Linked DNA regions of Homo sapiens: all the other regions are linked to region 2. The links are chromatin loops, found by intact Hi-C in ENCODE. Cell type or tissue: heart right ventricle. All regions are shown on one strand.

The links. A loop is a pair of places that touch in the nucleus more often than their neighbours do. Peaks named below come from ENCODE experiments on the same cell type or tissue, not always from the same donor. Only the 100,000 strongest peaks of a DNase experiment are listed, where the experiment ranks them.
Region 1: a loop joins it to region 2, with 9 times the contacts of the local background. A loop is called at or near these places in 45 of 110 quality-filtered maps.
Region 3: it touches region 2 in a loop (3-fold over the local background); 10 of 110 quality-filtered maps call a loop at or near these places.

Annotation. Positions count from the first base shown.
Region 1 is chr3:99,684,137-99,692,136 of GRCh38, reverse strand. The region is part of intron 1 of COL8A1 (collagen type VIII alpha 1 chain); the gene reads right to left. Among named protein-coding and RNA genes, the nearest start is that of COL8A1, 50 kb to the right of the region's middle. RefSeq lists enhancers at 5,001-5,060, 5,111-5,200. In heart right ventricle, a CTCF peak has its summit at 4,952 (motif pointing right); a DNase peak (open chromatin) is centred at 5,006; H3K27ac peaks cover 2,602 bases.
Region 2 is chr3:99,496,291-99,504,290 of GRCh38, reverse strand. All of the region lies in intron 1 of LOC105374007 (a long non-coding RNA gene), which reads left to right. LOC105374005 (a long non-coding RNA gene) reads left to right here. Exons shown (of 5, transcript XR_007095985.1): 5 at 923-2,556. Among named protein-coding and RNA genes, the nearest start is that of COL8A1, 140 kb to the left of the region's middle. In heart right ventricle, a CTCF peak has its summit at 4,909 (motif pointing left); DNase peaks (open chromatin) are centred at 770, 4,917, 5,228 and 5,525; H3K4me3 peaks cover 467 bases; H3K27ac peaks cover 5,921 bases.
Region 3 is chr3:99,786,052-99,794,051 of GRCh38, reverse strand. It overlaps COL8A1 (collagen type VIII alpha 1 chain), which reads right to left. Exons shown (of 4, transcript NM_020351.4): 3 at 3,042-3,372. The coding sequence starts at 3,369. Among named protein-coding and RNA genes, the nearest start is that of CMSS1, 28 kb to the left of the region's middle. In heart right ventricle, a CTCF peak has its summit at 4,487; a DNase peak (open chromatin) is centred at 4,504.

The DNA of each region.
Region 1 (8,000 bases), 190 kb before region 2:
GAGTAGGGGTTGGTGGTGAGAGACAGAGGAAAGAGGAGAGTAAACATCTGGCCCAAGTATTGAGGCTTTGCTACCACCTGGAAGAGGAATGAGGTACCCTGTAACTCAACTCTTCTCTAAGTATCTCCAGGAATAACGTGATTTCATTAAAAAGTAGTCATTTTTAGGCTTAAAAAAGGGCTTTTCTGCAAGAAGAAAGCATTGGTATTCATTTGTTGTAACATTAACACTTGGCAATTTGATCCTATCCCTTTGGTACCATTCTCTTGAAACGTTATAATAAAGCACACTGGAAAACTAATAACAAAATCTGGGTTCTGTTCCTAATTAGCTGTTTGGTTTCAGGAAATCAACTTTACCTCTCTGGGCCTCAGTTACCTTACCTGTTGAAAGAGAGGGCTTGGATTACTAGAGGCTTTTTTTTTTTTTTTTTTAAAAAAAAAAAAAGCTCACTGCTAATTCTTCCCTTAGAATGAAGCCCCATGAGGGTGGCTGGGTGGCAGTGAGGTAGGTAGAGAGTGGTCTGAGGGGCCAGGAAGAGAGTTAGCAAACCTGTGTACTGGCCCACCTGGGGGTCTTATAAAAAGGCAGATTCTGGGGTGAGGCCTGAGTTTCTACATTTCTTCCAAGAAGATCCCAGGTGATGCTGATGCTGCTGGTCCATGGACCACACTTTGAGTAGCAAGACGCTAGATGACTTCTTCCCCAACTTTCTCATTCCATAGGTGAAACTGGATCCTAGAAAAGCAAAGTGATTTACCCAAGCTCACACAACAGTTGGGTAGTACACCCTATATAAGAATTCATGGTATCATGACTATCAGTTTGATGACAATATCACTTGCTACATCTCTCATATGGCTTCTGCTGCTAAAAGCCATTTGAGGATGACATTTTGTGGTTCACCTGTCTTAGAAGGCGTTCTGGGCTCAGTATTTTGGCCACATTATCTCATTCACTTTCACAATTTCACCTCAAACATAGGCAACACAGTCATCCCTTGGTATACCCAGGGGATTGGTTCTAGAAATTCGTGCATGCTCAAGCCCGCCATCAGCCCTGCAGAACTTGCATACAGGAAAAGTCAGCCTTTTGGTATCCTGTGAATACTGAATTTTCAAGCTGTGCTTGGTTGAAAAAAATTCATGTGTAAGCAGACCCTTGCAATTCAAATCCACATTGTTCAGGGGTCAACTGTGGTTGTTAGGAAAATTAGATTTGTTGCATTAACTAATTTCATGGCTTTAATCTCCATCTAGAATTCCCCTTGCAGGTTTGTGCATTGTGCACAGAGAGGAAGTCAGAGTCCTCCAGGGAAAATATCCTGTTTGCTAATTCCGTGAATTTTAACAGCTGTCCATTCATGCTCCTCAGGTGATATCAGCTACAACAAAGATTGTTTTTAGATGACTAGGGCCCACATTCTGTGGAACATTATGAGTTAAGATAAAATGAAAGTTAATTACTTCTCAAAGCAAAGGGGTAGCCAATACAAACCATGCTACCACCAGTAAAATAACTGCCACATTGTCTTTCATGTTCATCATCCACATCCAATAATATTTTTTGAGTCCCTGGGGGTGCAAGGCAGTGATTAACAAAGTTAATCAAGAAAAGAGAGCCTGTACCTCTAGGGACTTTAAAAACTAAGGTAGAATGCATTTTAAAATATCCATTACCCTAGAATTTGTTCCCACCTTCATCTGAGGAAAATAAAATTTTTTCTAATCTAGATAGATCAGGATTTCCCAAAATACATTCCTTAGGACATTAGTCTCATGAAATGCTCTTAGAGAAAAAAATGTTTTTTATCACATAAATTTAGGACTGACTGATTAATATATATTTTCCTTTAAGTTTCACAAAGCACAGAAGAATATTAAAGTATCAGAAGTTTTATAATGTCATTTTAACTTTGTTTAATAACATTTCCTAATCCTATTTGACCACAGATCTTACCCCATTCTCCACCCACTCTTCCTCATGTAATGCCTATTAAGATCCTGTAGAACTAACAAACAGTGGCATACACTTTGGGAAATGCTAATTTCTCAGTTTGCTTTGTCTATAGTTATCGGGCTGATGTCTTATGTGGAATGTGTCAGTACAAATTGTTTGGAAATGCTGTTTTTTAAGGGCATGCATTTTAACTGTCATATTTTAAAGAAAAATAAAAAGGAAGATTTTTAGGTAAAGTGTGTAAACAGTAGCCCGAGTTTGTCTTTCTGGGTGTGACCGCTTTCAGCATTTCTCCATGAGCAGTTTGGTTCACTGTCCTTTGCTGTTCTCTCGTCTGTGAGGAAGTTGAATAGATGGGAAGACATTTTTAGAGTTCAAAGTTAAAAATTCAGGCTTTGCTGATGTTGGTTGCATCCAGGTCTGTGTTTTTCAAAGTATCATATGTGCATCTAATATTGAGAAACTTTTAAATGGCACATGGATGAATGTTAAATAATTTATAGCCATATATTTAATTTAATGTGTTGTAGAAGAATTACATATTGCTAAAGTAGTATCTATGTTTAAAAAAGTAAGTCAATTTAAAGATAAATTCCAAATAAATAATGGCAAAAATTATGAAAAGAAGTGTACAAATGACTAAAGCTTGGGAATTAATGCCTAGGGGATTAACCAAGAAATGGGTTCCAGGGCCTGGTCTGTATCTTTTTAGAGATGCTATCACCTCTGTGCCTGAGAACAATCACAGTATAATGGAAATAATGCTGGGTTAAGATTGAGGAGATTATGGTCTGTGGAAACAAAGACAGTATGACTTGATTCCTGCCACTAAGGGCTCACAGCTTTTGGAGATGTTGCATACTAAGTTTCTACTCTTAGTCTGATATCCAAGTAATTAAATGCCTCATATGTAACCCTACACTCGAACAGGCCATGTAGATGAGTTAGTGTCAGTGAATAAAACTCAACTCTGACTTCCTTGGACAAATAAAATTAGTAGTAAATTTAGCCAAAAATGCTGAGATAAATGACTTACACTTGCCCTTTTAAATTAGTCATTAATTAATATCGCTGGATCTTTTGCTTTCTAAGAGTTATTGCCTTAAAGGGGCCATTACAATAATTTGGCTGCTTTCTGTGTAGAATAGTGGTTCTCTACTGAGGGTGATTTTTGTCCATCTATGGGACATTTGGCTATGTGTGGAGACACTTTTGATTGTCACAGCTGGGGAGGGGAGAATGTCTATGGGCATCTAGTAAAAGTCCAGGGATGTTTCTAAAACTCTCACAATGCACAGGTCAGCCTCCTACAGCAAAGAAATATCTGGTCCAAATTTCAATAGTGCTGAGGGTGAGAAATCCTGAGTTGGACTGACTTAGGCAGGAAGAATTGAACATGATGATGACGGAGCTCAATCACACGGGCTCACTGGGCATATTTGAACAAAATTTTTAATGCTGCCAATGCATTATTTTCCTTCAGAGATGAAGTAATAATAATACAGTAAACTAGCCGTGGTATGCTGAATAATGAACCTCCCAAAATGTTCATGTCTCAATCCCCAGAATCTATGAATATATTGTTTTCCATGGCAAAGGGGACTTTGCAGGTGTATTAAGTTAAGGATCTTGAGATCCTGAGATGGGGTGACTATCCTGGATTGCTTGGGTGGGCCCAATCTGATCACCAGGGTTCTTATAGAGGGAGGGTAAAAGTCAGAAAGGAAGATGTGCTGCCGAAAGCAGAGGTTGGAACGATGCGCTCTGAAGTTGGAAGAAGAGTCCACAAGATAAGAAATGCAGGCAGCTTCAGAAGCTGGAAAGACAAGGAAACATTTGCCCCAGGAGCCACCAGAAGGAATGCAGCCCTATTGACACCTTGGTTTTAGCTCTGTAAAACTTTTGTGGATTTCTGATCTCCAGAATGGTAAGATACTAAATTTGTGTTGTTCGATGACACTAAATTTGTGGTGGTTTGTTACAACAGTAAGCAAGAAATACATTATCATTTGGCATAATTTGAGAGCAGATATGTGTTTCCACATATAACATAAATAGATTTCATATTTTCACTGTATTAAAACACAAAACACAGCTAAACCTATAGCTATTTGGAACATTTTATTCCAATGTTTGGGAGGCATTTTGGGATTTTGCATGAATATTGATGATCATACGGGTGAAGTGCTGGTGGATGTAACAGCTGGTTGATAGAATCCTAAATAAGCCAACTCTCTTGTGCTGCTTTCTTTTACGGGCACTTTATGGGGATAATAATCCATCAAGTATGTTGGAAGATGCAGAGTACAAGGAACTATTGTGACAGTAGCTGAACAACTATTTGCAAAATTGCCAAAATGATAAACATTTATTATGCTCTTGCTTAAATGGTTTCATTAATTTTTACAACTATGTTAAGCTGGTTGTTATTATAATGTTATTAGTATAATACATTTCTCACCAAATCCTCAGTGAAATGCTGCTTTTCAGTTTGAACCCTGAATAAAGATGGTGTCAGTTTTCCCTGGTCTGTATCAGCTACGTGTGCAAGCAATTGGATGATATTAAGAGCACAGCAGAGTCTTCTACTGCCAGCACCTAGTGTATATATTCCTAGGTGCTCTGGTGTGCACATCCGCAGCTTCCTGCCCAGGCATAGCTCCCCACTCTCAACCTCATCGCATGGAGTGCAATTCTCTCATCTACTCCTCTCCATTTGTGACATGTGAAAGTTTTACACACACACACACGTGAACAGATAAGGATAAGTAACATTTGCATGATGCCTAACAGCACACAAAGTGCATTTTGCCTCCATTATCATACAATCCTTAGCACAAACACTGTTATTATCAATATTTTGCAGATTAGGAAATATGGGCTAAAAGAGTTTCAGTGACTTGTCTAATGTCAAAAAGGCAATAAGTAGTTGAGGAAAGACTTGAATTTTAATTCTTTGACCTGGAAACCATTGGTTGGTCTGCCGCTAGGTGGCTCCACATTGCCTTTGGATTTTCAGAGATGGACAGTTACAGGCCGGATGCCGTGGCTCCTGCCTGTAATCCCAGCACTTTGGGAGACTAAGGCAGGAGGATCGCTTGAGTGCAGGAGTTCAAGACCAGCCTGGGCAACATAGCGAAACTCCCTACTCTATAAAAAACAAAAAAATTGGCTGGGTGTAATGGCTCATGCCTGTAATCCCAGCACTTTGGGAGGGAGGCAGGGGTTGCAGTGAGCCAAGATCGTGTCATTGCTCTGCAGCCTGGGCAGCAAGAGTGAGACTCTGTCTCAAAAACAAACAAACAGAACCCCCCCCAAAAACAAACAAACAAAAATTAGCCAGGCATGGTGGCATGTGCCTGTAGTCCCACCTACTTGGGAGGCTGAGATGGGAGGATCACCTAAGGCTAGGGAGGCTGAGGCCACAGTGAGCTGTGATCACGCCACTGGGTGACAGAGTGAGGCCCTGTCTTAAAAAAGAAAAAAAGTAATAAGAGATGAGCAGTTATAGAGCTCAGCTAAAGTCATTGTGATGATCACACTGAGCACTTATAGCAGGAGTGCCCACTGTGTGGTCCAGTCCACTTGCTCCTAATGTTCTCTTGCTCTGAAGACTGTATTCCTTTGCCTCTGGGCCTTGAGAGACCTCCTACTGAATCTTCACTGTTCTTCTTAGGATAGGATAAGGAAGGCATTTCTTTGACTTCTGGTTTTCATAAGACCCTCTCCCCAGGGTCTTTCCTCCTTTGTGAATTCAATCTTTCTCTAAATTTACTCTCTCTGAAATCTATTAAATAAAGCAACTTGGAGTGTAATAAATGATTAGCTACTTTATTGTTCTCTTTTCTTTGTTTTCATACATTGTTAACAAGGTTTATACTAAATTGAATGAAATGTATCATTAGTATTACATAGTGTATTGTAGTAAATTATATTAAAAGATGTCTGCAGGTCTTTGGTAAAAAATGTAACTAATGGTAAAAAATGGTTCTATTATTATTTTGAGGATGCGACATGTTGTTTAAATTTACTGTGCATTGTCTGGGAAATTTTAGGACTTATTTAGGGCTATGTGATTAGTTCTGATGAAGTGAGTTGATGCTTGGTTACAATTGATTACAATGATTTTGGTTTTGTGTGGATTTTTCAAAACTAGCTACCTCTAGGAGATTTTGTCCTACTACTTGATGAGGGAGATAATATTAAGATTTATTAGAGCCAAAAGTATTTTATGTAATATTGAAAACAACAAAGATAAAAATAAAACCTCTCATATGGTTAAAAATGTTGCCAACTCCCTTGCTATGTGCCTCACATGGGTAAAGTAGTCTGACTATTATATTCATATTTATTTAATCACAGAGAACTGCCATGGTAAATAAACTAGCACTCTTATTAAGAACTTACTCTATTTATTACCATATTGTAGACTTAAATAAATAAAATCAACATGATTTGGCCATAGGCTTTTAGTATCCAGAGGAAAGTTCTGTATGTATGGATTGAAAACAAAATCATTTACACTATGTGGAAAGGTATCAGAAGAAGAATTCTAAATGGAAAACCAACATAGGAGAATTAATAAAAAGACTCTACAATTCCATAACATGAGACAGAGAGAAAAGGTAGAAAAAATACCTATTGCGAAAGGGCATAGTATAGACTGTGCAGGGACGGGTGAGTCTCACTTCTTAACTTCACGTTGACACGTTTATGTTTGGCAAATTTCTAAGATCATGCAGAAACTAAAAAAGACATAAGATTAGCAAGGATAGAAATAATATATTAACTTTACTATCCAGTATAATGTGACTAATAATATTATTTCATGATTCTACATAGAAAATTAAAAGTAGAAGCCTGAAATGTATGGCATTTGGAAGATATTAAGATTTGGGGCATACCAAAAGCATGTAAATTCTTATTCCTTCTCATTGCTTTTGATGATGGTAAGACAGTGTTAAGAAGTATTCCTTTCCATTAGCTTCCAATGCTGTATTTTGCATCATCTGCATTTGTTTTCTTAGAGTCTGAGCTTTCATTTTAGTTGGTTGATGTCATTTTTTTCTGAGTTTTTATTATATTAAGAATAAATTTATTCCTCAGAATGAGGTACTAAAATGGTATATTAACATTTTTAAAGACGGTAAAATCTGCAAACTACTCAGAAAGATTTACTTTATGAATAGCATAGTTCAGTTTTAAGTATCACTGGAGGAAGTGGGTAGAAAAGCAATGCCTTTCATTCTCCCCTCCCAACTGCAATTACGCCAGCAAATAGGATGATAATTCAGTCATGCTAATCCAGTCCAAAAATATTTCCATTTCTTTTAAGAGTGAGACCTTGAGATCCACTTGAATTCTTGTACCGCCTCTTCTTCCCAGTGCCTTTTTAAATTTTGGCAACTTTTTGCAATTAGGTAATGGAAGCACAATTCCCGTTCAGAAAATTACTCTACAAGGAGCCAAATTCAGACATTATAAAGTAAACATACAACTCTACCTTAAGAAATGATTCCATCATTAAAATAAATACTGACAATTCACAAATAGCAATGGGAAACGGGTTATTGAGATCTGACTACTGTCCATTTCAGCAGGAAAAAGATGAACAACTGGGTTGAATTGAGTGATAAACTCTTAATAAAGATTAACAATTGCTCATTCAATATGCCTTATGTATACTGTTCTATCTTTTTACAGCTTTCAGGACCAAATGCCAATAAATGATGCCAGTACCCCAACCCTCCTGCTTTAGGAAGGCAGGCAGAGAGATACATTTGAGTCTGAATCCTGACTCTAACTTGGTAGCTAGACAGATAGCCTTAGGAAATTTGTCCAATTTTACACATTTAAAATAGAAATAATGACCCTTGCCTTACAAGATTGTTTTTAGGGATATAGAGAATATATATAAAATGTCCAGTACAGTACTAGGCACCCAGGAGGAGCTCATTACACAGTGACTAAATTTGAGAAGAGAGCCCTTCTTGTAAATTCATGCTCTAAATTTGATTCGGTGGCATGGTGGCCTTCCATCA
Region 2 (8,000 bases):
AAACCATGGCTCTGCCCTTTACTAGCTTGTGTGACCTATGAAATGGGGAGATTTATAACACTAACTTGTAATGAGATCATCTAGGCTAACCACTTAGCACCTGGCACAGTATAAATATACAAATACATGTTAATTGTTATTATAACCTTATCTCCTATCCCTCCATTTAAAAAGCAGCTTGGGACTCAGTAATGTGAAAAGATTTGTCTTACGTCTTTTGTGGCTAGTCAGTAACAGTCAGAATTAATTTAGTGTTGGCCTTAATTGAGCCATGTGATTTGCTCAATAGAATTTTATATTTTAAGCCACCTTTGAACAACCATATAGTAAGGGTCCATTTGATCTTTCTCCTTCAACTACTTTTCACACTTACACCATGACATTCTTTTTGCAAACATTTCAGTAGTTTTGGTATTGGGCTTTGAATTGGTAGCCTTAATATTCTGTTTTTCAAAGTCTGTTTTCTGTAAAGCTAAACCCACAGTGGACTGTGCTATTACTCTGCCCAGATTCCCTCAAATCCCTTTTACTGTTTATGTCTGTGAGCTTCCCCTCTTTTGTTTGTTTGATTTTCTCCTAACAGTCCTCACTTGCAACTCTTCTGGAGCTGTGCAGACAGCCAGAAGTGTCCGGGATTTTGTGTTCCCCGATCACTCCACTCCATTCCCCTAAGCCCTTAGCCCATGAGTGTATCTTCAGGAATATGAAGGCCCAGCCCCTGTGCTACTGGTCAGGACAAACTCTAAAGTGTGGCTTATATTCCAGATTCCCTTTGGGGATCAGGCTGAAGCTAGGACTTTGCCTGAAATCCCGCCTTTGCTTGGCTGCTTTTCCTTCCCTGTCCCAATTTCCTGGTTAGGAGTGAATCACTCCCACATTTGTTCACATTTTATCTCTTTATTATTTTTTTTTGTTCCATCAGAGTCTGCTTCTGGAACCCAAACCTAAGGGACTCAGCTATGTTTGTGTTGACCTACTATCAATAAAGAAGATCCTTATTTAAGAACAGGCCACCTTCTGTTTTACACATATACTTTCTGACCCTAGAAATTGTTCAGAAGGTGGAATGTTTTGCTGTTTCAATGAGATCACATGTGTAAAGGCTCTTTGTACACTGCAGGAGCTATAGAAATGTGAGTTATGATTGCTCAAATTTCATTCCCTTTGCTCTAATTTTGAGTTAGGGGAGAGAAAGCCGGCCTGTAAAGTACATATCACAGTTTCTCTTTCTCAGCTTTCAACTGCATGGGAGTTTGTATTTCTGTTTCTACTACTCCATTTCCTCTGCTGATACCCTGCCAGGGAGGTGAATGTATCAAGTCAGGAAGTAGACTTCTCAGAATAAAGAATGCAGAATTAGAATGTTTAGTGCACCCAAGGTTAGGTGTAGAGTGTGTCATATGAAAGTAATAGGTATACTTTTTTCATAGCATTTAATATGCCTTTATCCTTAAATTTTTAATAGGTTTTGATATATCAAAGTATATAAAAGTATACACTTTATTATAATTGTCAACTGTATTTTTGTAGTTTTCTTCTCTCACTTTTCAGAGAGGGGAGAATTTAGCCCTTACTGTGAAAACAAATACACAAGGAAGAAACAAGCTTATTACAAACAAGAATGTTCCTCTATTACATGTACTGATCTAAAAACCTTAGTCTAGTTACTCCTCCTGAAGCTCATGTTTAATATTTGGAATAGAAAATACTTTTCTATTAAAAAATCCAGAAGAAATTAAGATATTGATTTTTCCCCATAAGATCTCTGTTGTGGTGACTGCAGTGACTGTAATATCTTCTGTCGTTGCATTTGTAATGGCTTCATCAAGAATGAGATTGCCTCCCAAAGGGTGGGTTAGAAGTTTCCCATCTGCAGGCATTGCTTGGCCAGCATCTATCCTCTATTTCCACAACCCACCATGTTTTTTGGAATAATATGGGTGCTCTTAGTAACTCATGCAAGGGTGGTCATTTTGCTTCTGTATGATATTGATTCTATAACTTGCAACCAGTGGCAGAGCTCAGTGGAGGACTTTCCACCTTCCACCCACCCTGCTCTTTTCTGGCCACAGCCAAGAGCTCCAGATTACAGAGATTCTGACTGGTGAATTTGGAAGTAATCACTTCATTTCCCAGGAGGTCCAATTCAGGATATACCTCTAGTTTAGAGTTGGTTGCGAGAGTTATGCAAACCAACAATAAAACTGGGAGACTCCAGACGCCATTGCCCTCAAGGCCTTGGGCACAGCCCAGGGAGTGCCTGGCTGTGTGGACTTGGAGCCAAGGGCCCTGGGACTGCATGCGACACCACTACTCAACACACAAGAGATTCCCAGCTTAGCACAAAATAGGTTTTTGTTTGATTCCTTCCCAGTGTTTACCTAATTTAAACTCTGTACTCTAATTTGAACAATTGTTATGTTTGCTCTCAATAAATCAAAATGAGATGTTCTGAATAATCCATTTGGTACCAATGGAAAAAAAAACCCACTGTTGAAATGTATGATTGTTATTTTGGTGAAAACATGAAGAATAAAATTATTCTATTTATGACAACCCTGACTGTGGTTCTCTTTTCTCTCATTTCGAACTTATAATTTTGGCTTTAAAATTCCAGATGAGTTTCCTGCCAAAATGTACAGTCTCTGTTTGTGCCTGAATATCTCAAAATATTTTTTTCGTATAAAGGAGAATTCCCTTATTCCATCCAAAGGATTATAAGACCTCAGTGTGTATGTTGCTGCTGAGCTCAAGATCCTTAAAAGCCAGTTTTGGTTTGCTGCGACTTATCGGAGGTTTTTCACTACGTCCAACTCCACCCTTATTTTGTACATATTCTTAGAAGTGAATGTTTTAGAAGAGTGCAAACGCCATGAACACTCCTTGGATGGGGTTGTCTCTCAGCCCCTGGGCATCTTGAAATACTCAAGACTGCTTTTGCTTGCATGAGCAGGTTTTATTGGATTAGGTTCTGATTTCTTGATGAAGGACCTCATCTGCATTGTATTTGCCATAAGCAATGCAATTGATACCAACTGGGCACATCCACAGACTGTAGGCCATGTGATATTGGCCTTTAGGTAAGTCAGAATTGAAATATTACATTTTTCCACTGAGGCATACCTGACTGAGCTCTTGGCACAGAGCTCAACTTATCAATTAGAGAGAAAGATGGTGACCAGGGAACTCCAATCATTTGTGGACCATTGTGGGCAACATGAAGCCAGGAATCAAAATGCAGCCGTTTCATCTTTGTTCACATTTTATCACACACGTTTACAGGAAATTTGTAAGATGCTTCATCTAATGCTCCAAAACCACATACACTTGCCTCTTCTGCTGGATGGGATGGGATTCAGAGAAGGGAGGGGCTTGTACACTTCTGGCTCCATCTTCTTCTCCATAGTTTTATCATAGATCTGGATAAGAAAGCCAGCTGTCAGTAAGCCTTTCCTCATACTTAGCAACACTGTTGTAGCTAACAGCACAGCACAGCTAACACAGCACAGCACAGCTAACAATACCATTGTAGCTTCAACAGCACAGTACACTCTTTCTCTGCTTAGTGAGGTGTTGAGGGCGGCAGAGAATAAAGATAGAAACATGTCCTTGGAGACAGGAAACTTATTATCTAGTTGGAGCGAGTCCTCATATGACCTCTCGGCACTACAGTTTCCCTTGAGTAAAATGAAAGTACTGGACACCCTCACGCAGGAGGCAGGATGGAGAGTGGAGAAAGATAGACTCACCTGGATTCACATTCTGGTTCTACTGTTTGTTTCCAGCTCTTAGACCTCGGGCCACTTTCCCAGTTTCTCTAAAATGAGGCAAATAATATGTAACTTATAAAGATAGTAGGATCAGAGGTAGTATTTACAGAACATCTAATTTTTCCTAGGAACTTAAAAAGCAGTAGCTATTATTATCATTACCTATTTCAGTGTGTGTGTTAGAAACTTTGTGCATCCAAAGAGCATCATCTACTCATTTTCTGAGTGCCTATCTTTTGATTACCTTATGTTTCTTTTCCAGCAATATCTCCTGTTATCTTTAGGGAGATGTGTAGGCACAAATGAACCTAAATGCAATTCTTTTGCCTCACTATTATTTGGAGTTTAGTTCTGCCAATATTTTTTGAACTTAAGTTATGTTTATTAAGTCTATTTTGTGCCAGGCAGTGTGTGCCATGTGCTGGGAATACAAGAATGACTGGGTGTCTCTGTCTGCCAAGTGCTATTAATTCTGGCGAAAGAGAAGAGAGAGAAAGAAACAGAATATTTCAATGCAATTTGATCAGTGCTATGCACAGGGTGTGGCAGACACTGTTGGTTTCCTCCCCAGTAATAGTTCCGTCTTCTTTGTAGTTGATAGAACTCTGATTTTTTTCTGACTGACAGGGTGTCCAGTTAGGTTCTCACATCCTTAGGCTCCCTTTATGCTAGGTGTGGCTGTGTGATGGAGATCTGACCAGTAGGGCACATGCAGAGGTCTGATGGAGATTCTGATACAATTGCAGTCCTGATAATTTGGGATTAACACAGGGGACTCTGCCCTTCTACTTTTTTCCTATCTTCAACATGAGCATAGTGCCCACTGATGCAGCAGCCATCTTGTGATTATGAGAGAGACAAGCCTGAGGGAAAGTGAGAGAATTCCAGAGATACTAGCCCTGATGCCACTGAGCTACTGAACCAATGCCAGCTGCTATCTAGATCCAAAATCTTGTTATGTGAGAAAAATACACTTGTATTTGTTTGAGCGACTGTGAAGCAAGATTTCTGCTACTTGCAACCAAAGACATCCCTAAATGTCTACAGGCATAAGGAAGAAAAAGTCATATTTCTTGTAAAATACAAAGTAGCTTGGAGGAAGCAGCCACTTTAGCCAGAACATCTGCCCTCTGGTGGATGAAGAGTGCTGGGCAAATGGCCTCTCCTTTGGCAATGAGGAATTTCTTATCCATCGTGTACTGTTTAAAACACTTCTCAGGCTGTAATTGATAGAGTCAAAAAAAAAAAAAAAAAAAAAACCTTGTAGGAACCTGCCTCCTGAGAGACTTCTGTCTAATTGGAGACATGTTCCTGTACAATCTTTAATGCAATTAGTCACAATATCACCTGAGTGACCCCTTGTGCTGAGGGACCTCACGGTTCCCTCTGACTTAGATCACGCCAGAGCCATCTACGGTCCACGTTTCAGGTTAAACCCTTTCTGCATTTTCCAGAAGTAGGGCCTTGGAAACCCTGACCATGGCCGGATTCACAGACATGCAGCTGCCAAGACTAACAGACTGGTAGACAGTCTTTTCGCTGCCCTCACAAACTCCCAAAGAGATACCTATTTTTTCCAGTAATTCACTTTTCTCTCTCTCTCTCTCTCTCTCTCTGTCTCGCCCTTTTATTTTTCAGGCACAAGTTGAGAGTCTCACAGATGGCTTTGGGGAAAATAACTGCTTGTTCTCAAACATGCTGTTGGGAGACACATTCCTCTCCCTCCCTCCCTCCCTCCTGCACAGTTCCTGGCCTGCCTCAGTCCTGTCTCCAGGAGATCATGATGCTGCAGCCTCATTCTGCAAGTCCCCATACCTTCCAGCAGTCTTGCTGGCGGTCTGGGCTGCTGGCATTTATATTTTTCTTCTAAGTAGCTTGGCACATAGGAGGCTTTGCCTCTCTGTTTTGAGCCTGGCTTTTAATTGTTGGGCTGAAGGGAACATTTAGCTTTGTGCCCACAAACACTCAGACTTCAGGGAGCCCTTCCATCTCTTCCTCCCATGCCTACCTGTAATTGCTGAGGTGTGGCTCAGGGTGCAAAACAAACAACCACAGAGTGAGCTGGTTTGAATTAGAGCCTCATTTGTGAGGAGGTGAGACAGGATCAGCTGGGCATCCATAGGTTGTGAGTTGGCATTGAGGGCTGGAAAAGAAGCCTTAGGGGCCCGTGAGAATGCTGTAGCTATGATCCAAAGTAAGGACAAGCACAGTGTGAGTTCCCAGGTTTAGTTTTGGTGAATTCCAGGCAGGTGAGGAGACCAGGAACTGTAAGCAAACACTTAGAGAAAGTGAATTCAGACGTCACCAGTGACAATAACCATTGGCATAAAAGGCAAGTGGCAGCTGACATTTAGAAGAGACAAGGTATGTGTTAAAGTATGGTCTTGTCTGAGTTTTCAAAGGCCCTGAAATAAGTAAAACTGCCCCTAACTAACACTCATTCCTGCCTCTGCCTTAAACTTTCTTTATGTAAACTTCTGAGTCTTGGTTTCTTCACCTGTAACTTAGGTGAAGTATGTAAGTTCTTCTCACAGGATTGTTTTGAAACTTACATAAATTGACATTTTCAAAAGAACTTTATAATCTGTATTATTCCTCACAAGTTAATTTTTTAATTTCTTTTATAATTTTTAATGATTTTTATTAAGGTATAGTTGACATAAAATGTGTATATATTTACACTATACAACATGATGTTTTGATGTGTGTATACATTGTGAAATGATTAGCTTAGTAACACATCTGTAACCTCACATGCTTATCATTTTTGTTGTGAGAACATTTATCTACTCTCTTGGCAATATTCAAGTCTACAATGCATTATTATCAACTACAGTCATCATGCCCTATAATACATCTCTAGAAATTATTTATCCTGCTTAACTGAAGTTTTGTATTCTTTGACCAACATCTCTCCATCCCTCTACCTTCTTCCCCCTGAAAAATCACCACTCTACTCTCTGCATTAATAAGTTCACAACTTTTTTAGATTCCATGTGTAAGTGAGCTCATGCAGTATTTGTTTTTCTGTTCCTGGCTTATTCTACTTAGCATAATGCCTTTTAGGTTTATCTGTGTATTTCCCGCTTTTTAAAGACTCAATGGTATTCCATTGTGTGTGTGTGTGTGTATGTGTGTGTGTGTATCACATTTTCTTTATCCATTCATCTGTAGATTAACACACATGGTTCGATTCCATGTCTTGGCCATTGCGTGTGTGTGTGTGTGTGTGTGTGTGTATCACTTTTTTTTATTCATTCATCTGTAGATTAACACACATAGGTTGATTCCATGTCTTGGTTATGGGGAATATATATACACATACCCAAAAGTGGGGTTGCTGAATCACATGGTAGTTCAGTTTTTATTTTTTTGAGGAATGTTAATATTGTTTTCCCTAATGACTTAATTTACATTCCCACCAACAAGTGTGCAAGGGTTCCTCTATCTTTGCATCCTTGTTAATGCTTATATTTTGTCTTTTTTGGTAGCAGCCATTCTAAGAGGCGTGAGGTGATATCTCACTGTACTTTTGATGAGTGATGTTGAGGATTTTAAAAATATAACTGTTGGCCATTTCTACGTCTTCTTTTGAGAAATGTTTATTCAAGTCCTTTGCCTATTTTTTAACCTTATCATTTTCTTGCTATTGAATTGTTTGAGTTCCTTATAAATTTTGGAAATTAATCCCTGATCAGAAGAATGCTGTGCAAATATTTTCTTCCATTTCATGGGCTGCCTTTTCACTCTGTAGATTGTCTCCTTTGCTGTAAAGAAGCTTTTTAGTTGAATAAAATCCCTTTTGTCTATTTTTGCTTTTGCTGCCTGAGCTTTTGAAGTCATACCCAAAAATATCATTGCCCAGACCAATGTCACGGTGATTTCCCCCTATGTTGTCTTCTAATAGTTTTACAGTTTCAGGTCTTATGTTTAAGTCTTTAATCCATTTTGAGTTGATTTTTGTACATGGCATGAGATGAGGGTCCAATTTCAATTTTTTTTTGCTTGTGGATATTTAGTGTTCCCAACACCATTTATTGAAGAGATTGTTCTTTCTTCATTGCATGTTCCTGGCACCTTGTCAAAGATCAGTTAACTGTAATTGTGTAGATTTATTTCTGGCTTTGCCATTCAATTAAATTGTTTCATGTACCTCTTTTTATTCCAGTACCATGCTGCTTTGATTATTATAGCTTTGAAGTATTTTTTAAAACCAGGTAGTGTGATGTT
Region 3 (8,000 bases), 290 kb before region 2:
GGCCTGGCATGGTGGCTCGTGCCTGTAATCCTACAACTTTGGGAGGCCCAGGCAGATGCATCACCTGAAGTCAGGAGTTCGAGACCAGCTTGGCCAACACAGTGAAACCGCGTCTCTACTAAAAATACAAAAATTAGCCGGGTGTGGTGGCACATGCCTGTAGTCCCAGCTACTTGGGAGGCTGAGGCAGGAGAATCACTTGAACCCAGGAGGCAGAGGTTGCAGTGAGCTGAGATCACACCACTGCACTCCAGCCTGGGTGAAAGAGCGAAACTCCATCTCCAAAAGGAAAAAAATAAATAAATAAGAAAGAAAAATCAAGCTGACAATTTTTTTTTATGTATTTGAGGTATTTTTTTGATAACTGATATGTGAAGCTGCTTGTATCAACATTGGTTAAGTAAAGAAGCTAAAAAGTAATGAAGAAGAAACATTTTTCCAAGTATAAAACTTGGAGATATTATGGTGTGTTTATTATAGTGAATTTGGAAGATTCAAAGATGTATAAAGAAAAATCAAATTTGCCTATAAGCCCACTACTCAGAGATAACCACTTAACATGTATATATATTTTCATCTCATTTGTTCTATCTGTGTGTGTGTGTGTGTGTGTGTATTTTAAACAATATTGGAGTTGTTATCCAAATTATAGTTGTATTTTATTTATGGGGTACAAAGTGATACTATGATTCATGAATACAATGTGGAATAATTAAATCAAGCTAAATATATCTATCACTTCAAATACTTATTTTTATCTCGTGAGAAATTTGAAATTTACTCTTTCAGTGATTTTGAAGTGTGTAATACATTATTATTAACTATACTCGCTATTCTATGCAATAGATATCCAAAAAACAACTTATTTCTCCTGCCTAACTGAGGCTTTAAACCTTTCATCATCATCTCTCCATTCTCTCCCTCCTGCCCCACCCCAAGGCCTCTGGTAACCACCATTCTCCTCTGGGTTTCTATGAGTTCGATTGTTTTAGATTCCACATTTAAGAGAGAATATGCAGGATTTTTCTTCCTGTGCCTGGCAAAGTTTTTAAATATAATAATTTATGGCCAAGATATTTCCTCTTATGCTTAAATACAGTATGATGTGAAATAGGAAAGAATAGAGTTATTTTTTGTGTGGTTCAATAACATCTTTCCACATCTCTCCTTTAGAATTAGTAGATTTGCTTAATTTCTTGAAGGTGCTGTGGGATTTCCTAAGCCTCAAATATTAGTTCATTAATTTAACAAATAATTTCTCATATACAAATCTGGCTTTTAAGTAGGAGAGATGAATAAGATATTTTAGAATGATAAACAGTATGGATGAAGTCGAGAGCTTGACTTAGGAACAAGAAGCTCTGCTTATCTTTCTGGTCTTGGCGTGAGATTGTGACTGGGTCCCTTAAGCTGTCAGCATCTCTGCTTGCCTATCTGTACAGCAAGAATAAGAATAATACAGCCACACTACAAGATTAGAGAATAGATGTGAAAGGTGTCACCGTTTCTCAAATTGTTATTGAAATACACAGCACGTGCTGTTATAATGAACATGCTGTGCCTTTCAGATGAACACAACTCTGGATCTCCCATGCTGCTGGGACTAATGGATAACATGGAGAAATGAAATATATGGTCCCAATATCTTCTTGGCATAATACTTATGTCACTAGTAGCACCTTAATCCTGACCATTGTACTTTTTGCTGAGCTACTGTCAGAGAATAAAATACAAACAGAGAACTCATTTCGAGATATGAGGATCCATCAGAGTAAGTACAAGAAGTGCCAAAGGCAAGGCAAGCCATTCAATAAAGGAAGGAAAAGAAATGTCTGAGATAATCTTCTAAGTATAATACTAGCTCCTAAAGAGAAGAAAGTCAGGAATACTTTCTTTACATGAATAGATATGATTATAGTACTATTCAGGCATGCTATTTCTAACCAGCGAATTGTGTAGTTACTGTATTGAGGAGTTATCTGGGGAAGAGTAGGAGAGATGAATCAGGAATCCCTGGTGTCTAGCACAGAGCCTGGAACACACTCTGTTCTTACTGAGGATTTGTTGAATGAGCAGTTGTAGCAACTCCAATTTCCTATGGTGCTTTAGCATTTACTCAGCACTTTACTTACTATGTATGTCACTGATTCTCTCAACAATCTTATTTTACAAATGAAGAAAAATAGGCTCTGAAAGGTCAAATGACTAGGTCTCTCTCATTTCTGGCATCCAGGCATCTAGGCCTCTAAGTTCCAAATCCAGTAGTTCTCCAGAGGTGGAGCTTCCTGCCATTGTAGGGACTAGTGGGACTGGCTCCACTTCCTCAAAGGTAATTGCTGCTCTGATGCAGCAAGTACTAGGTTTCTGAGAACTCCAGACAAACCAAATGAATTTATCGTCAAGTGTCTGTCACACTGAGGGGCATTTTGTTGGTGCTAAATAAATACGCCAAGAAAGCAACAGGAGAGATTTTCAGGTGTCATCCCTAGATGCAGTCTATACTCTTAGTTTCCTTCTGTTGATCTATTGATTGACATATGTAATTAGAGTAGTATTAAGAACACTTGCACCTGTCTAATACTTAGTTCGCAAAATGCTTTCCTGTGACTTTTCTTTTAACACAGCAGGTCCTTACAACATTGCTCTCTTAGTTCAGAAGACTGACTTGTCACCTTTCTTTTTTTTCACTGCTTTAGCTCCCAGCATCTGGCCCAGAGCCTGACACAAATAGGTGCTCACTATAGATAGTTGCTGAATGTTTGAATAAATAAACAATAAGGGGATAGACTATTTGTGATTTAATATATTTTATTTCATCTGATGCTAGTTAAAATAATAAAGCAAAACATAAATGGTAGTCTTATCTGTGTCTTTAAGGCTTGAAGTTTTCAAGAATATGGTTAGAACACAGTAGGCATTTTAAAAATGCCAGTAACAAATTCTAAAACTAAAGCTTCTAAAATTTATCTTCCCCCTCTGATCCCATAATTTAGAGATTTGGAAAGCTGTTGTTTTATAACAGCCTGGGAGTATGATGTTACCTTTGCCTTTCTTGGGTACGGCTTCCTTGCCCATTCTTGGCGCCGGTTGAATTTCCTTCATATATTGGGGTAGGTGTGGATACTCTTTGCCATACTGCAAGTGGGGCATCTCCTTGCCCATGGCAAGGCCATCTTTGGCCAAAGGCATGTGAGGTACTTGCTGACCCAGGGGCTGGTATTGTGGAATTTGTGGTGGCATCTGAGGAGGAATTTGAGGTGGCAGCGGCTTGATCCCATAGTAGGCACCAGCCTGAATGAGCCTGATGGAACTCAGGGAAATGGTAAGCAGCACTCCCAGCAGCTGCAGAGGGCCAGGCAGCACAGCCATCACCTGTGGGAGGAACCAATGCACCAACTTGGTGAAACTCTGCAAGGCCAAGTGACTTGAGTTTATTTAGAGATAGAATGGGGAAAAAAAAGGGAAACAGTCTTTAACATCAGAACTTCATGATAGAAGTCAAATGAAAAGGAAAATGCTACTTTCTATAGAAAACAAACAAACAAAAAATAGAGAATAGTGGAATCTGTCAAATAAAGGCAATTGGTAGGAACATAGACTATGGGAGAGACTACTGGTTGTCCCCCATATCGATTCTGCCTTTCTTGCCCTGTTTTCCCGTCTTCACCTGGGAATAGAGCAGCCCAGAATGAAGACATTTCAGCCAGGCAGGGCCATTTCAGCCATTCTTGCCAATTGTGTATAGTTGTCATGGGTGTACCTTCCAGGAAGAATCCTAAAAAGGAGTGGATATGTCTTCCCCTTCCTCCTTCCTTCTGGCTGGATTGCTGATATGTTACTGGAAACAGACCACACATCTTGGACCATGAGGCGAATGCAGTGCACAGAGAATGATAAAACGAGCTAGAATAAACCTCAGTCCTGGTTAGGCTTTGTTAATAAGTGCCAAAATTATATTCTAAATGGAAACAGTTGATAATTTATAGGCTTTATGCTACAGTAGAGATTTTTCATCTGCCAGATGAGGGCTGCTTTGATGTAGTCACAAATAAATGTAAATGTAAAGAGCAAACAGGAACAAAGCCTGCAGAAGTCTTCTGAGTTGAAGAGAAAATGCTTCTTCATGTAATAGTATGAAATATTTTAAAAATCACTATCATAATTATGCACCTTTATTTCTTGTATTAAAATACTATGAATTCATTAGTTTAGAAATTGGTTAATTGGACCATTAAAGTCTATCTTTGTCCTTTTGTGAAAGAAAGTTTACAAAGCAAGAGTTGTATGAATAAGAGGGAGATGTTTAACTATTAATAAGAATACGCTGCTTCTAAGCCCATTAATAGCACTCTTTACAAATTAGCAGTAAACAGAATTAATATAAATGGGGCTTATCTGTTTATAAAAACCAGCTTGAAAAGACCTCTGTTTGGAAACGCCCTAGGCTTAAAACCAGACAGCCCAGAGAAGTGCATTGTTGGCAAATGCACACTAGAGGGCAAGTGTGATACACACTTAGGTCTGTTCAATATTCTGCCTGCCCACTCCCTGCCCTCTGTAGTTCTAATGCTGGGCATACACGAACTCCATGCTCACAATGTATAAAGGGACTTAATGAAAATTTGAATCTTAAGGGACATGTCATCATAATGCTGGAGAGAGAGAGAGAGAAGTGGCAAATTTCTCACAATTTTTAATGTAAGTATCTTCTGGAAAACTTTGAAGAAACTTCTGTCTGTAAATAATTCAATTTCCATCTTCTTGAGAGTTGTTTTCTTTGCTTTTGCCTTACTTAATTCTGGATCATAGTTTTCTACTTCTTAGAAAATGTGCGTTGATTTTGCAATATCCTATTCCAGGGTAATGCCAAGAGTGTATACAGGCTACAAAAGGATTGGTTAATAAAACACCTAATAAAATATTTAAAATGAATCCCTATCACAAAATTCAAGCTTTACAATCTTTCTAAATACACTAACAAATCATTTTTTCCCTGGAAAAAATGAAGAAACAGTTGCTAGGCCCATTTTGGATTACTAAGATGAATATAATATGGCTGGTGGGCCTTACCATCAAGGAGTTTGTACTCTTAGTGGGGGTGACAGATGTGTAAACTGTTATTGAGTAGCAAAGGATATCTAGTAAAAAGTAAATTTTCCTCCTACTTCTGTTCTCCAGTATCTAAAATCCCTTATGTTTGAAGCAACAATTTTTCCTCATATTTTTCAGATAGTCTGTGGATATGCACATATCATATACATCCCTTTCAAACATAAATTGCAGTATACTATACACACTTCTATTTTTTGCTTTTTTCACTCAAAGATCAGTACTTATTCCTTGTCTAGTTATGTGCATCTAAACAAATTTCTTTAAGTTCTTCATTTATTAAAATATGACTTGGATGTTCCCTTAAGTCTTTTCTAGCTCTAACATTCAATGTCTGTAAGACAGTTACTAGAGATCTGAAAGTGTTAATCCATACCAGAAATGTGTGGTAATATCTGGTAATGTATAAGCTGGTACTTAATTCTACTTTTGGGGATGAATGAATTTAATTATGGAACCCCAGACTTGTGGTGAAGTCTTTAATAATAAGCTAGCATGTTTGGCCCTTCAGCCTTCCATCAATTCAGTGGATATGTTGGATTATACTTCATAATCTTTAAACCAGGACAATCTAATGAAATACTGGAAAACTGGAAGGAGATGAAATGCCTGGAAGAATACCAGTTGAATTATTTCCTCTCATAGGCTCAGCATATCTGTCCTGTAAACCAGCTCTTTAGGTCTGCCTTCTGCCATTTCTCTGGCTCTTTATCTAAATAAACTTTGTTCAGTTTTAACGTGAATATTTATATAAGGGCCCTGGTTAGAATTTACTGCTTTACTTATTCCTACTAATTTTTCTCCTGTCCCTGAGGATATTTTTGGTGGTCAAAGTGGTATGGGGGTTCTCCCAAATCACTCAAAAGAACATCAAATTTGGGTAACTTTATACAAACACCTGGCAAGAAAGAAGGAGCCTTGGAATTTTTGCTGGGAAGAAATTGTGATAGTGGGTTTTCATGCCTCTCTTTCTGAGAATGTGGGACACAATAATATTGTGAGTTCTCCTTAATATTTTCTTTGATTTCTATTTGTTTGACAGCTGGTGTGTGTGTGTGTGGGTGTGGGTGTGTGTGTGTGTGTGTATTTGTGTTCTTGAACATAAGCATATCTAATGTGTGTGAACATTGAATCTTTGCCAGCCAGGCTGGCTTAGTGATGGGTGTCATGTCATATGACAAAAGCACTGTCAAAGAAGTCAAAAGACTTTTATTTAAGTTTTGGCTCTGCCATTCTTCATGCCTATGACCTTGGACAAGTCCTTTATCTTCACTAAGCCTCAGTTTTCTTACCTGTAAAATAGCAATTATAATCTCTGCCCATCCCTCAGAGCTGTTCAGGGGTACAAATGATAATATGAATTCTTCATAAGCCAAAAAGGACTATTCAGATTTAAGTTATTATTAATGGAGTGTGACCAGAAAGACAAATCAAAACCAACTAAAATGTCAAAGATTTTCAAAGAAAGATACTAGCAAAGTAAATGTGAGGTTAACTGCAATAATGATAACCTAACATGAATAAAACAGTAATGGCCATTAAAATGCACTTGTTAAAAATGATTTAGAAAAAGAACAGCTGAACCAAGGCAGTCATTCATTCATGTGTCAAGAATAACCAATCCTAGATACTTTGAACAGCCCTAAATGGCTTCCTATATTTGAGCAGGGCTGCAGAGAATTTCAGATTCCTCATATGACCTGTAATGTACATAACAGAGTAATGTGATACATATATTAACAGAATAATGTGATAGATATTTTAAATGCTCATCAGCATTCTATTTGTACGTTTATCCTCATTGGCTTACTATACAGAAGAATGTTTAAATATTTAATCTGTTGGTCCTTGCCTTGAATCCAACTTTCCCTTTCACATAGGCTAACACAGCATGTCTTTGTGTATGTATGTGTGTCTCTGTTGTGTGTGGTGTGTATAAGCCTCTCTAATCAGTTCCTGGGCTGGTCCTCTGTGCCTCCTACTTGTACAAGATTTGTAGTCTCTCAAGACCCTCAGATTTGCCACCCTAAAGCAAGGGAAAGTCAGGCAGAATCCTCTTCCAGTGTTCACCAGAATTGCCTTCCTGGTTTTTCCATGCCTCTCAAAGAAAATTCTCTCTTGATTGCATTTCTCAGGGCAATTCATTCATTAGATATACCTATTGAACACCTATTGAACACTCAGAACAGGAAATGTTCTGAGTATTGGAGATACAGTGGTGAATTAGAGAGTGGAGGTATTATCTTATTGAACTCACAGTCTAGTGTGGAGAGACAGGTGATAAATGTTAAAAATACATTTTATAATTTGAGATTTGAGTGCTTTGAAAAAGCAATGCAGGTGTCTTAGTCATTAGGGCTGCTGTAGCAAAATACCATAGGTTGAGTGGTTTATAAAGAACAGCAATTTCTCAGTGTTCATGAGGCTGGGAAGTTCAAGATCAAGGTGCCAGCAGATTGGTTGTCTAGTGAAGACCCACTTTCTGGTTCATAGATGACACCATTTTGCTGTATCCTTACATGATAAAAGGGGCAAGGGAGCTCTCTGGAGTCTCTTTTATATGAGCACTAATTCTGTTCATGAGGACTTTGCACTCATGATCTAATTATCTCCCATAGGCCCCACCTCCTAATACCATCACTTTCGGAGGGGGGTGTCATATTTTAACATATGAATTTGGGGACATAAACATTCAATGTATAGCAGCAGGATAAAGGGTTCAATAATGACAGAGTGGAAGAGCTCCGATGTTTTGGAAAGAACGGTAGGGAATGACATCTGAGGAAGTAAATTTTGGATAGAGATGTGAAGGTTGAGAGATGTATCTTTCTTAAGACAACGTATGGGGAAAAAAGGAAAGAGTCCTGTTTACTACAATGTTAGTTGAAGGT